Linked DNA regions of Homo sapiens: region 2 is linked to region 1. The links are chromatin contacts, found by Hi-C in ENCODE. All regions are on one chromosome and are shown on one strand. Each heading gives the region's core, a stretch centred on a gene start or an enhancer-like site at or near the end of the contact. The rest is flanking DNA. Distances are from core to core; before and after follow the strand shown. Region 1 holds the start of SLC35F3 (solute carrier family 35 member F3). Region 2 overlaps LOC107985362 (a long non-coding RNA gene).

Region 1 (4,410 bases), core at 1,301-3,800:
GAAGGCTGTCATTTATACCACTGTCTTTTGTTATTAAGGAAGCAGAAAATGGAAATAAGAATAGAAAATTGCTATTTTCTAATAGAAATTTAGAAAGCAGAAGTAAAACTTGAGCGTTCTATCCATGCCCATAAGAAATATGGTTTCCAATGGGGTTTAATTTTTGTTATCCCATGCCCAGGGTTTTTCAACCAAAAAGAGAATTTGGCCCCTTGTCTTCCTTTTGTAATAAGCTACAATTTTAGCAGCAGAGGCAAGAGATTGGAAGAGATACAGACAATTTTTTTAAAGGCTTATACCCAATGAAACACAGTCTTTTAAAAGCAAGTTGCATGAAAACAAAACATTCAAATCCTGTTTCTTCCTGCAAATAATTTTAAACTAACCAGCTAACTGCTAGCATACCACTGACCTTTGCCTTGGACTCGCAGGTTTTAGGAATAATCTAAAGATAGACATTTTTTTTTAGTGATGAATATGATTAAATTACAAACGCCCGTTTTCCCCTTAAAGACCAATAAATAATGTTTCAATTTTAAGCAATAAAAGGTCGAAAAAAACTCAAAATCAACAAGCTATTAATCTAGTCTTTATTACAAATGAAAGACGTCAAGGCCCATTTCTCATACGGACTGAGGTGGCAAATGGCAATCTCTTATGTCAAACTACAGTGATGAGACCACCTAATTATGGTTATATTTATAGATATCTGGATTTCATCATAATCAACCTCTCTCTTGCAAAGTGAGAAAAAGAAATGTCCACCAAATTAGTCCTGGTGACATAAGATAATGTCTGTCTAATTGATCACAGCATCCTCAAAGCCATTAGCTAGGACCCACGGAAAGAAAAACATTTCAGCTTCTCCACCTGACACCAAACATTCAACTTGCAGGGACCAACACCACTATCTAGAATGATCCCTATAGAACCTCCTTACTGAAGACCGATAAAATCCAGGGGAGAAGGGCGTGAACGGCATCCAAAATGAAGACCCCAAGAATTGTCCTCTATCATCAGGGCTAGGAGATGCAAGGAAGAGTTAAAATCCTGGCTATGTAAGTCAGCATCTCCATCTGAGCCTGGTGAGACCTGACCGAGGGCCCTGTGAGACTTTCAGATCCGCGGGGAAGCCACACTGTCCGGGATACTTTGAGTTTCTGATCTGTTTCCCACGGTCTGCCACATAGGAGTGTCCTCCGTATTTGGCAGTGGAGAGATAAGGATACAGAGAGATCCTGTGTGTGGGAGAGGAAGGGGTGTAAGAGAACGCATCAGAACGCCTCAGAGGTCCAGGAGAACTCCGTCTCCGGGCCTCTTCCTCGAAGTTGCAAACCTGGGTCTGTATCAGCAGGCAGGGCGGGAGGGGGTGGCTGGACGCCTCACTGCGTGCGCTCCCCGAGGCTGCTGTGACAATGGTAAGAAGATGGACCAGTGAACGGGAAACATGACGTGAGGGGGTCTTACTTTTGCAGCTCGCTGCCCAGGGCTGGTAGCCATAGTAGCCAGTGATGCGCAGGATCCGCTCCTCGATGGACGTGAGCCCCACCGGCCCGCTGGTGAGATCCTCCACGGAGCGCGACCATTTCAGATCCTCCTTAATCGCCTCGTCCACCACCAAGTACTTGAGCTGCCGGAGCTGGGGGCTGATGTCGGACAGTCTCCGGGGGCTGACGTCCGGTGACCTCCTCATGCCACTGCGGTCGCAGGCGCCACGGGCAGGTGGGTGGGCAGGGGGAGCATGGACAGAGAGGAGGGGATTCGTGAGGAGCAGATCCCAGGGCGAGAGCAAGAGCGCGGCCGGGGCCCTCCGGGGGCGAGCGCCGCGGCAGAGCCCGCGCTCCTCCCTTCCCGCCGCCACTCACCCACTTCCCCGGGCAGCTGTCCCCAGTGCCCTATCCTGGGCGTCTCGGGGCAGTGCGGGTTGGGGCGAGTGGCGAGGGAAAGAATGACTGAAACTTCCCGAGCAGCTCCACCGCGCGCGCCGCCCTTCCCCGAGCCTCAGACTGCCCAGTGTCCCAGCTGCAAAGGGCTACCCCGGCGCTCCGGCCTCCCGCCCGCCGGCTCGCTCACCCACGCCCGGGGCGCTACTCACACGGCAATGCTCTTGCCCCTGGGTGCGCCGCTGGGAAACTCTCGAATCCCCATAGGCAAAGACAGAGTGGGACCGGCAGCTCCCAGACTTGAGGCGGAGGGGCCGCGGGCCGGAGCTCCCTGCAGCCGCTAGCCTGGGAAGACTGGAGTGCGCTGCCCACCGAGGGTCTGCGCCGCGCCGGCCGCCCCGGGCCGCTTTGTGCGCGCCCGCGCGGTCTGTACCCGAGCGCCTCCGCGGCGTGCGGCACGATGCAGGCGCGGCGGTTCAGCCCGGTGACTCCAGGCCGGCCCGCGCGCTCGCCGCAACGACCCGGCAGCCGAGGCAGCGCCGCGCCCCACGCCCGTCACCGTCGCCGCCGCCCTAGCACACCGCAGGCGTGAGTCTCGCCGCGACCGGGAGAGCCCTCCCAGCTGTGCGCTCTCGAGGCACCTGGTCGGGCGGGGAGGCGTCGGGTCGGGGCGCACAGGGGCCAGGCGGGGGCGCTGCTGCCCACTTCCCGCCTCCCGGGCGTGCGCTCCGCCCCGGAGCCCGCACCTCGCGCCCGCGCTCCGCCTGGAAGCCTTGGGGCACCGGACGCGCTCCTCCACCCTTCTCTTTTGACTCAAACCCTGCCGCTCCCAGTTCAGTACTTTTCTCTCTCTCTCTCACACTCTCTCTCTCTCTCTCTCTCTCTCTCTCTCTCTCTCTCTCTATGTATATGTCTGTCTCTCTCTTTCTCTAAATTAGCAAAACTACTTGGAAAGAAAGAAACCTGGTTCCATGCTCAGCATGCCAAGTGAATAAATGGCGTTTCATAGGCAACGCTGAGACACAAAATGTATTATCTATTACGCTGTGGGGATCTCTCAGTCAGACCTGGTCCTCAGAGAGCTTACTTTCCCACTGATGATGCAATTACGAAATCAGTTCTCTCTTCATAGATTTCCATTTTAAAAGCTTCTCATCTTTTTCCTTACCACCCCACTGCCCCCGACGGCCGAAAGGCATTCTCTTCAGACTACCTAATCACCTTTCCTAATATTATTTTTCATCGGGGCAAATTTAGAAAAGATAGAAGTATGTGGAGAAGAAAATATCCATTATCCAGCCAAAAATGACGACTTTCAATTATGAACGTATTCTCTTCCAGGCTTTTTTCCAACGCAAAATACAGTTGTCACAAAAATCGGAATGAAATTGTACACACTACTTTATGTACTGCTTTTTTTATATTAAAATCATATTGTATAGCAGCAAACTATGAATAGAGGGGAACTTTCTCAACTTGAAAAAGAACATTTACAAAAGCGTACAGCTAACACCATGCTTAATGGTGAGAAACTAGAAGCTTTCCTGTTAAAATAAGGAACAGGGCAAGTATGTCTCTACTCAGCAATCCTTTTCAGCATCATACTGAAAGTCCCAGCTAATGAAATTAGACAAGAAAAGGAAATTAAAAGTATACGTATTGTGAAGGAAAAGGTAAAAGAAAACTGTCTTTGCAGCTGACATGACTGTTGATGTAGAAAAATTTCAATTGACAAAAAAACTCTCCTGTTACTAATAAGCAATTATGGTAAGATTGAAGGATACAAAATTAATGTACAAAAGTCAACTGCTTTTCTATATACTAGCAACGAACAATGGGAATTTGAAATTAAAACCACAATACTATTTATATTAGCACACCACTCAAATGAAATATTTAGGTACAAATCTAATAAATATGTACAATATCTATATGAGAAAAACTACAAAACTGTGATGAAAGAAATCAAAGAACTAAATAAATAGAGAGATATTTTATGTTCATGGATGGAAAAATTTAATATTGTTAAGATGTCAGTTCTTCCCAACTTCATCTATAGATTCAAAGTAATTCCAATCAGAATCCCAGGAGGTTATTTTGTGAATATCACAAACTGATTCTCAAGTTTATATGAAAAGGCAAAAGACCCATAATAGCCAACACAATATTAAAGGAGAAGAACAAAGTCTGAGGACTGATATTGCCCAACTTCAAGACTTACTATAGTTACAGTAATCAAGACAGTGTGGTATTGGTGAAAGAGCAGACAAATAGATTAATGGAACAGAATAGAGAGGCCAAGATAGACCCACACATAGAGTCAAGTGATCTTTGACAAAGGAGCAAAAGAAATCTAATGGAGAAAAGATCACCTTTTCAACAAATGGTGCTAGAACAACTAGACATCCAATCACAAAAAAAAAAAAGAAAGAAAGAGAGAAAAAAAGAAAAGAAGCTGGATACATAGATACAGACCTTACACCTTTCACAAAAATTAACTCAAAATAGATCATAGACCTAAATATAA
Region 2 (4,410 bases), core at 1,091-3,590, 200 kb after region 1:
CCCTTTCCGCTGTGATTGTAAGTTTCCTGAGGCCTCCTCAGCCATGTGGAACTGTGAGTCAATGAAACCTGTTTCCTTTATAAATTACTCAGTCTCTGGTATTCCTTTATAGCAGTGTGAAAATGGACTAATATACTTGCCCTTCATCCCAACGATGGATTTAAGACTAGAGACATTTCAAATAGTAGGTTTTTTGCCAAATGCCTTTCGCTGTAGAAATTCTATACATGGCCTTTGTCTGTTACACTGGAAGTCCTGCCACTTCTTAGATGGTGGAGATTAAAACAGCGATTTCTTGTGGTGGTGGCGGGGCTGGGGTTGGGAACATTGAGGATAAGGTGGGAGCTGCCCATCTCAGACACTACTGAGATAGTGGGATGGGCCACATAAATGTCTATGGAAGAGATGCCTTTGCCATACAATTCCTTCAACAAATACTCATTGATCACACACCATATCTGGGGGTGTAGCTGAGAACAAAACAAAGCTCCTGTTTTGAGGAGCTTTAGGCTGTAGAGAAAACAGAAAATAAACAAGCAAGCAAATGGATGTTTTTAAGTGGCAAAAGTGCTATAAAGGAAACAAGTAGTGGGATGAGATGAGGGGAGGAGAACTTCAGGTAAGGTGGCATCAGAGCAGGAAGCTGAACTGAGGGTGAGTGAGCTGAGCTCAACAGAAAGGACTGTTGGACTGAGCCAGCCACATGGAGATCTGGAGAAGGGAAGAGGGCACTACCATTTTGTTTTTGTTTTTTATTGGATTTAAGACGTCACTATTGTACCTCTAAAAGAAAAAAAAAAACTGTAATTATAATTGTAAATTACAAAATTGATTGTAAAACACATTTTGATAACAATGAATTAAAATATGTTAAATTACATGCCTTAGCATCAATATATTAGTTCAAAAGCCCAGAAGTGTTAAACAAGCTTAGTGCTTATCTAAGCAACTGAAAAGAATCTGATATGTTTATAGTTGGTGAATGACAGAGAAAAAGATATGAGGTTTCAGGGGGGCAAAAGGATAAATCTTGAGGTCTTAGTTTAATTAAAAACGGGTGATGATACCATTTACTGAGATAGGAGAGATTTCAGGTTGCCAAGATGTCAATTTCAGACATATTTTATATATGTTAAGTGACAATTAAGAGAAGGAGGGTTAAAAGGAGACTTAAGATTCAGTGAAAACTCAAGGTTTATGAAGACTTTTGCTCCATATCCATCAGGAAACCAGAAATCCCTGAAATTAATAGCTGAATAAATAGAATAAGGTCAACATTATTTTTAACACATATTTTTATGTCATATGCATACTATGTCACCATAATCAGTAAACTGTTAAAGTGCCAGAAAATGCTTCTACATCATTTTCATTCTGACAGGAAGTAGATAGAAATGGCATGTATCTACGAAGCCAAGTTCTTTCAAAATTTACAGCTTAATTTCTCCAATTGTTTAGAGTGATAAATTTTTCACTGAGGCCATTGACCAGCACAATAATTGTGTCTACACAGCATGTTTATATCAAATACCATTGCATCTGTTATGTCCTGTTCATGCTGTGACCTTCCCAGAAGGCAGTTAGGGATTGAAACTAGTACGCACAATAGTGTAGATCAGAAAACTGATGTCAGGCTCTAGTGACATGTGTAGGTACTGGCAGAACTGGAATTAGAACCAGATTTCTACAGTTGCACCCCTGGTTCTTTGCTCCAAATGCTAAAGCCCTTGGTTATTTGATTTTCCTGTTGTCTTTATCCTATCCCCAGGCTCTATTTGGGTTTCTGTAGTGAAATTAAGGATAACCTCATCTGCATGCTGTACTTTCTTAAATAGATTTTTCTAATCTCCCATACTCCCACAACCATAAATGACAAAATACAAGCATGCTTAGGATCATTGTGCCCCACAATAAAAAAAGCTGTTGCTATGTTTTGGAAACAGATCAATCTTGGTATTTAAGTGTTGTTTGAACAAAGATTAACTGAGCCTGTTCTCCTCCCCCAGGTACTCAGACCCAGAACATACTGTTTTCACTCCAAGAGTCTGAATGTCTCTTTTCTGAGAAAGATGAAGAAAAAGTACTTTTTTCATGAATTTAATACTCATTAAAGTCAATAGTCGGAAAGCCTGGCTAATTAGCAGACTTCTTCAGAGGACTTTAAATAATATAGTTACTGTATTTTTATTATATTGAAATCTCCAAATATATAAAGTTAGAATCTTCAAGGTGGGAGGAAGAGGAGAAATTGGATTTCTCTAAGCTCCCTAGTGATTCTGATGATGACTCATTTGGGGAAGTGCAGCATTGAATGGCCCTTCTAAAATGAGGACAGCTATTTTTTGGACTAAGCACCCCTCCCGACTCTCCCCATTCCTCATCCTCTCAGAGACTTCTCTCTCTCAGATTGCCCCATCTGTCTCATGTATTATAATCACTTCCCCTCTACTGGTTTCTTCTCATACGTTTAACTTGTTCAAGTGCCTTCCATCTTTAAAAACAGTCAAGGCACAGCCCTTGATTTAACCATAGGAAGCCCGCTCCCCACCACCCTGCCATCAGCTCTCTTCTTCCTGTGTAGTGAGCACTGCTTCTTTGAGCTTCTGAAAGCTGTAGTCACTGCCTCTTGCTGGTAACTGAAAGCACATTTCTAAGTTCGCATATTCCCTGACTTCTTGACAGCACTCATGACTCGCCATCTCCTTTTCTGGAACACTGTTTGCTTGGCTTTCACAATATCATGCTTTTCTAGTTCTTTTTCCTGTTTTGGACACTGCTTTACAGAGAATTAACATTCCTCTTTTTCCCGCTGACCCTGAATCAAGAAAGAATCATGTTTCTTTCTTTATTTTTTATATCTTAACTTTTGAGGGGTAGATTTTCAAGCATACATAAAAGTGAAGAGAACAGGATAATGAACTAGGTGTACACATGACTGCATCTTATCAGTGCAATACACACTCATATTACTTTTTCTATACTTCATCCATTTTCTCCCTGCTCCCTGACTTGGATCAAATCCCAGACATTACATTATTTAACCTGCAAATATTTCATCATATATATGTGGGAATATATAGATCTCTATCACTATATATAGTGAGAATTTCTTTCAAAGAAAAGATAATCACAATATTATAATCTCATCAAATGTAGTTGTTATAATTCCTTAATGTCAGTCTAATAACAATCCTGTTTTCACAATTTCTTCTCTTGTAGATTTTTAAAAATTAATTTTGTTGAATTGAAATCTAAATAAGATACAGAGATAAAGATTCATTGACATGTCCCTTAAGTATTTTAGTTTATAGGCTGTCCTACTATATTCCCTGCCTCTTCTTGCATTTTATCTTGATTCAGTTGAAAACTCTGGGTCATTTGTCTTATAAAGTTCATGGGGTCTGCAATTTGGTGAAGGTGTCCTTTTGGCATTATTTAACATGCGTCTCTGTTCCTTGTATTTTCTAGAAATTATTGGTTATATCTAGAGGTTTGATCAGATTTAGGTGAAATTATAAAAAGATTCCGTCATAGGTGATTTTGTGAAGTTCCATCAGAAGGTACCCATCTGGTTTTCTCTCCTTTTGTGATGCTAGCAGCCACTGAATATGGTAATCTACTCCAATCATTAACTAAATTTCTTTTCTGGAATTATTCCAAAAGAGAAACTTTTTTCATCATGCATTTGGTTGTCCTGAGGTATGATTGTATAGGAAAAACAGGATAACCTACTGATACTTTCTGTTTAAACTAGTATTCAAAATAATAAAAGTAGTCCCCTAGTATTATCTAAAGATTTCAAAAGACTTTTAAAAAAATTATTGATGATTTTATGAGCTCAGGGATTAAACATAGTCAATCTGTTTCAATCCCTTGCAGTTATTCCAATTAATAATCAAATTTTCCTGCCTTTGGCTTGCGGCAGCGTATTCATGTTGAATTCTGGGTCACTTTGACATGACTCCAGTTGTCTTTGATGGTATCCTTTTTGTGACAAAATGTCCCAGGATTATAATTTCCTGTCCCATACTGGGAAACAGCCAGTTCTCCAAAGAGCTCTGGAACCATTCAGTGAGAAATGTATTTAGATGCAACATTCTGGGTGCTAAGCATGCCCATTAACCTGATCAATCTCACGTCTTTCCTTTCTTTCAGCATTGCCAGAAAACTCATTTCTCAGTGACACCATTGTAATTACTCATTTGATTATCCCGCAATACACATATAAGAGTCTCAGGAAAACAGTACCATCAGCATTATATGGTAATATCTACAAGCACTTTAATATTTTCTTATTGGGGGTACACTTTTTTCCATAGAGAATATTTTACTAGGTAAGAACAATAATATTGATATGTTTTAATTTTTCTTGAAGTGGTTCTTCTGTATGAGGTTATATCACCAAGTAGA

Evidence for each region. A loop is a pair of places that touch in the nucleus more often than their neighbours do. Pooled maps may share reads with other maps.
Region 2: a loop to region 1 is called in a map of MCF 10A, with 2.8 times the contacts of the local background. The contact joins the enhancer-like site here to the promoter of SLC35F3 in region 1. A Hi-C loop is called at or near these places in 2 of 168 maps with a recorded cell type or tissue (K562 and MCF 10A) and 5 of 50 pooled maps.

What each region holds. Positions count from the first base shown.
Region 1 is chr1:233,902,816-233,907,225 of GRCh38, reverse strand. It overlaps SLC35F3 (solute carrier family 35 member F3), which reads right to left and starts at 2,550. Exons shown (of 8, transcript NM_173508.4): 1 at 2,096-2,550; 2 at 1,468-1,697. The coding sequence starts at 2,148.
Region 2 is chr1:233,702,626-233,707,035 of GRCh38, reverse strand. All of the region lies in intron 1 of LOC107985362 (a long non-coding RNA gene), which reads left to right. Among named protein-coding and RNA genes, the nearest start is that of MIR4427, 81 kb to the right of the region's middle. Within about 2 kb of position 2,340, at least 2 of the 41 ENCODE cell types and tissues checked have a DNase peak (open chromatin) inside an H3K27ac peak, as active enhancers do.